Linked DNA regions of Homo sapiens: region 2 is linked to region 1. The links are chromatin loops, found by intact Hi-C in ENCODE. Cell type or tissue: MCF 10A. All regions are shown on one strand. Links, peaks and the distances in the headings refer to the core of each region. The heading gives the core; the rest is flanking DNA.

Evidence for each region. Hi-C counts contacts between places; a loop is a spot of excess contacts. Peaks named below come from ENCODE experiments on the same cell type or tissue, not always from the same donor. Only the 100,000 strongest peaks of a DNase experiment are listed, where the experiment ranks them.
Region 2: a loop joins it to region 1, with 5 times the contacts of the local background. A loop is called at or near these places in 27 of 110 quality-filtered maps.

Annotation. Positions count from the first base shown.
Region 1 is chrX:111,270,851-111,273,776 of GRCh38, forward strand. No RefSeq gene overlaps it. Among named protein-coding and RNA genes, the nearest start is that of CAPN6, 1.8 kb to the left of the region's middle. In MCF 10A, for the core only: no CTCF peak of the experiment used is centred there; no DNase peak of the experiment used is centred there.
Region 2 is chrX:111,444,383-111,447,308 of GRCh38, forward strand. No RefSeq gene overlaps it. Among named protein-coding and RNA genes, the nearest start is that of DCX, 34 kb to the left of the region's middle. In MCF 10A, for the core only: CTCF peaks have their summits at 1,319 (motif pointing left) and 1,518; a DNase peak (open chromatin) is centred at 1,319.

The DNA.
Region 1 (2,926 bases), core at 331-2,830:
AAGTGTTGGCAAAGTTAATATGGGCTAGGCTGCAGACATGGCCCTGGTCAGACATGGCCCTGGTAGGCAGATCTGTGATAGTGATGAGGACTTCAGGAAGTGACTGGGAGTGAAAGAGCAGCTAATGGGGTGCAATGAAGAAAAGGTCACTTCGTGAAACAACAGGTAACATTTGGTCAAAGACAGAGAGAAGGGATTGTTAAGAGGAAAGTGAATGGAGTTTATTCCACAGCAGCTATAAGAACCCTAATTTCTAGCAACCAGGCTATGAAGATTCTGCACAGCTGTGTTAGGTGAGAGGAGAGAAAATAATTGTTTTTGCTCTGAAAGGCCAAGCAAGATCCCTATAAATACTATACTGCATCACAGTCAAAGTCCTGGTCCCTTCAACCTGAGACATTCATTTGGACACAATTCCAGGAACATGATTCTCAAGTTGTTTTGTTTGTTTCATTTTCACAAACTGTAAAGATGCTCATCATCTCATTCCTCAGCTTTCCTGACCAGTGTACTGTTAACCCTTGAACCTGAAATTACTTCCTTCTACCCCTCCTCCTGCACCAACCCTCCTGCTGGCTAGTTGAAGATGTAAGAGATAAGGGGGGTTGGGGATAACAAGTGAGCAACATAGAGCTCAACAAGGACAGGAAGCATGTTCTCTCTCCACTCACTGGGCCCATACCAATGTTTTCATAAAACAGTTCTGAGCATTTCTATAACTCTGGTCTCTGAGATCTCCTTCTTGGCATTTCCCTACAACTCCCTCTGTACCTTCTATGCCAAGATGGAAATTCAGCTAGAGGTAGGGCACAAGGAAACAGGGGTCCAGGGCAATTAGGCCTCTAAATATTGGCAACCATTCAGCTAGACAGTGAGATAGTCCTCAAGCAAATATCCCTGGTATGGAATTTTGGTTTTAAAATCAACGGAGGATGTTTTGTCTGGGCTCATATTCTTTAGCCATCTTTTCCACCTTCATACTTGTAAATCTAGCAGGGAATCACAGAACCTGGGAATTGGAAGGAACCTTAGAAGCCATGTTTATCCTCTTGCTCAGTGCAGAAATATCCTTCTGACAGTCTGAGAAACTCATCCCTATGCAAAACAGCTTATTCCATATTTGATCATTTCCTAATTGTTAAAAGGGTCTTCCTTAGGTTGAGGAAAAAATAGCTTCACACAAACAATTTCTAATTCCTCTTTCACATGACAGCCCTTTAAAATATCTAGCATGTCACGCCAAGTCATTCATCCTCTGGGCTAAATATCCTCAGTTCTTTCAAACCATGCCTCATAGGACATGGTTTACAGACTTTTTGCCACTCTAGTTGTCTTTTGAGCATAAATCTACTCAGTGTGCAGCCCGTAGCTTAATCAAAATCCTCTGTTGTTTCTTGCATGAACTACTACTATGTGCCTGATTCTAGGTTTGTACAATTGACTTTTAATTTTACCTGGATGCTGGGCTTTGTATTCATTCTCAAAAACCATTGCCTTGTTTATTTTAATCTATCTCCTTAAGATCTTTCTTTATCTTGAGCCTCATATACAAAATCATATTCTCCATAGTAATGTTTCTCAATCTTTTTTTATCATTATCACGGTCCTAAAGAGCCTTTTTAGATATTTTTCCCAATGTCTCTCCGTGAAATTTTAATACCACAGATATGCTGTCTATCTGTTTATTTGCTGTCTATCTGTTTATTTGCTGTATGTATATCTCTGTTTCATGTAAAAAAGAAATTTTTTTTTCACTCTTCAAGAATCAATTTTTGCCCTCTTGGGGGCAATATCACCCCCATTGAGAATGCATGATCTGTATCAATAAATGTTTTATATGTGTATTTGATCAGCCAGACTGATGAAAGTATTGAATGAGAGGGTCCAGGACAGAATACTGCAGCATAACCTTAAGAGTCTTCCCCTTTTGATAAGGTTGTTCAAACTTGAAACAATCCATATAACTCCTGCTACCACCCAGCTCTGACTTTTCCATCTTCTTCATGAAGATATCATAAGACTTTTTCAAATGTCTTGCTGAAATCCAGATACAGTATACTATGGTATCCCAGTGATCTATCCTTTTAGATACCCTTTTCAAAAAGGAAACGGACTTAGTTAGGCATGTCTTGCTTTTAGTCATCCCATGCTTACCCCTAGTGATTTCCGCTCCCTTTCTAAAGCCTCACAAACGATCTGCCTAACAGTGCATTCTACACTTTTGCCAAGGATAAATGCCATGCTCATTGGTCTTCAGTTTCCAGGATCTATATTTTGCACCCCACACCACCACCACCTACCTTCACTAAAAATTGGGATATTTCCCTGCCTCTTTGCACCCCTCATGTCTTCTCTTTGCCATAATTTCTCAAAGGTTACCAAGACTGGCTCTGTGATCACATCTGCACATTCTCTCAGCAGCCTCAAATGTGATTTGTGTGGGCCTGGAAACTCATTGAAGGCAGCTAAGGACTCCTTTATTATCTCCTCATCTATCTTGGGCTTTAATTCTCTTTCCAGTTCAAAGATCATGCTCCTTGATGGAGAGGTTAATTAACTTGCCCACAGCCACACACCTAGTAAATTGGCAGAGCTGGGATTTAAATCAGGCTCTATTTAACTCTGAAGACTGGCTCTTAACCAGAATGCTATGAGATTTCAAACACCAAATGAGTGGTATGGCCTATGGGTGTTGTATGAGTTCCAAAATGGGAGAGAACTATTTTAATAAGAGTAGTCGAGGCAGGCCTTATACAAGAGGTGAAATTTGAACTGGATCTTAAATAATGAGTAGGATCCCAATAGGAACAAAATAATGATGTGTGCATATGTTGGTAGGAATCAGGGAAGAGACTGAGGATGGCATCCCAGTCAGAGGAAATAACAAAGAATAATAAAGGATAAGAATTGCCACCTTGGTCTGCCT
Region 2 (2,926 bases), core at 337-2,836, 170 kb after region 1:
AAGTTGAAACAATGAAGCCTTTTTTGGTTATCCTTTAGTTACCCAGAAAAATAAATCAATCAGAACTTTTCTCTCAGCCACCAAGAGTTCTGGTAACCTGTGTTTTCCCTCTGAGAAGCTTTTCTGCTGGTGTCCTTTATGATTGTCAGTGACAAGAAGCAAGACTAGGGGGTAAGAGTGGGAGTAGCTGGAGTCTGGACTTAGTGGGCTGCAGAGTAGTTGACAATCATGTTTTCTTATTAGGTGTCAGGAATGACCTTGGCCATTTATGAAATGTAAGTGACCCCAGGGAATGCTTAGCAGTCCTTTAAAAAAGATTTAGATTAAAATTCCTGCATTGCCATTTTACAAAAGAGAGTAGAGGAAAGGGAAACATCAAGCTAAGTTTGACCTCCTCACCTTGTGATTCCGACCTTCGAGGGTCTCTGGTGACAGTACTATGCCTTCCTTGTACATAGCTGGCACTCAATTTTTTTGAGTACTGGCTTCGATACTTCTTGCCTAAGAAGAAAATAAAAAGCAAAATTATATGATGAAATATGGATGAACCCAAAAAAGAAAGAAAGAGAAGGAGAGGGAGCGAGAGAACAAACAAAACCCAGAGAGGTCACAGGGTCTATCTTTTACATCTAAGGAAGTAGAAGCTTAAGCGAGCTCAGACGGAATTGGCCATGTGATGTTTTTAAAAGTCCATATAAGGAAATTTCATGCTGCAGCCTGTCAGTACTGCCAATTCTGCTCATGAATTTTCTATGCCGTTTGACACTTATGTTTTCTGGAGTTATAAAAGGAGGAGTGTTACTTCTTAATAAACTCCCTCTTCCACAGCGGGATAGAAAGGAACCATAGCTGAAAATAGGAGCTTTTAAGTGTGGCAGAGCAAGCCCAGAAACCGGGGTTTTCAGCCTAGGTTATCTTCTAACTAGCAGTGTGTCCTTGGGTAAATACTCCTTCTATGGCATTTTTTTTTTAATCTGGAAAATTAAAGAAGGTCAGAGTATAAAATCTCTAAATTCTCTTCCACTAACAGAAATATGTGTTGCTTTTTTTTTTTCAACTTTTATTTTCAATTTGGGGGCTACATGTGCATGTTTGTTACAAGGATGTATTGCATGATGCTGAGGTTTGGAATACAGTACGATTGAACCTATCATCCAAGTAGTGAACACAGTAACCAAGAGGTAGTTTTTCAACCTTTCTCTCCCCCCTTATTGTCCCCAGTGTCTATTGTTCCCGTCTTTATGTCCATATGTACCCACTGTATATTTGGTTCTTGAAATGTTTGTGCTGAAGCACCCTGGAATTTGATTCTCAAGCAACTAATACTGCCATCTTGTGGTCAAAACAAGTTTGTCTTTTTGTTCTAAAGATGGCTCTCCAGCTAAGACACAAATGATGATGTGCATTCATTCAGTACATTATCATCTATGTACGTATGTATATCTATCTATATCTATCTATCTATGTATATCTGTCATCTATCTGTTTATCCAAGTCTCTATCATCTGTTCATTATCTATGTATCTATCATCTATTTATCCTATTTTTTAATTTTTTATTGAAGTATAACATACATATAGAAAATTGCACCATTAATAAGGATGCTAAATTTTCACAGACTAAGCATATCTGGCACCCTGCTCATGAAACAGAACATTACCAGATCCCACAAGCCCTCTTTGCCCCTTTTTAGTCACTGCTCCCCACCCCCAACCTACACTCACAGTGAATTTCACAAATGTAACATTGTGCAAAAGAAGGCCAAATACAAAAGTTAGTACCCACCTCCTGCCCTGGGTTACCACTATCCCAATTACTAACAGCATAGATTTATTTTGCTTGTGTTTGTACTCTATAGAAATTGAGTTATTTTCTATGTATTCTTTTGCATCTAGTTCTTTTTGCTCAACATTATGTTTATAAAATGTATCCATATTGTTGCATATAGTTGTAGATCATTCTTGTTGCTGTAGAGTATTCCTCAAGAGCCTCTTAAAAATTGGTCTGTGGTGGCTGGGCGTGGTAGCTCACGCCTGTACCCCCAGCATTTTGGGATGCCTAGGTGGGTGGATCACTTGAGGTCAGGAGTTCAAGACCAGCCTAGCAAACATGGTGAAACCCCACCTCTACTAAAAATACAAAAATTGGCCGGTTGTGGTAGCGTGCACCTATAATCCCAGCTACTCGGAAGGCTGAGGCAGGAGAATCGCTTGAACCTGGGAAGTGGAGGTTGCAGTGAGCTGAGATTGCGCCACTGCACTCCAGCCTGGGTGACAGAGCAAGACTCCATTTCAAAAAAAAAAAAAATTGATATGTGATTAAATTAAATTTTATTTTTTTCAGTATGAAAGTCATGTTTTGTGCATGGTAGGAAAGTTTTTTAAAAAGTAACTCATAACCTTCTTCCCAAAGGTAGATCAACCATCATTAATATTTTGGTGTTTTTTATCTCAATATTGCTTCAATACATTTTTTTCAACATTTAAGATAGTTGTATATAGAATTGTATATATAAATTTTGTTACCTTAATAGTAGAATGTAAACATATCACTGTGTTATTAAACATCCTCATGGATGTCATTTTTAATTTATTTTAATTTTTGGAAGTCATTTTAAATAATTAACATTTGCTTACATTTGGAGTGCTCAGAATATTTTTTCTTTGTTTTACTATGAGCAAACTCAGTGAACATCCTTGACCACAAAATGTTTTCTGTTCTTTGGATTGTTTCAAAATTTTAATAAAAGTACTAAAAGTAGAACTTTGGGGTCAAAGCCTTTAGAAACAGAAGACAGCTTCAGTTTGTGCCTACGATGCAGTCAGTGATAAGACACTGGGGGAGAAACTGGCACATACTGAGTTCCTAGTATATGTACCAGACATTGTACAAGGGACTTTATGGACATTCTCTCATTTAATTCCCT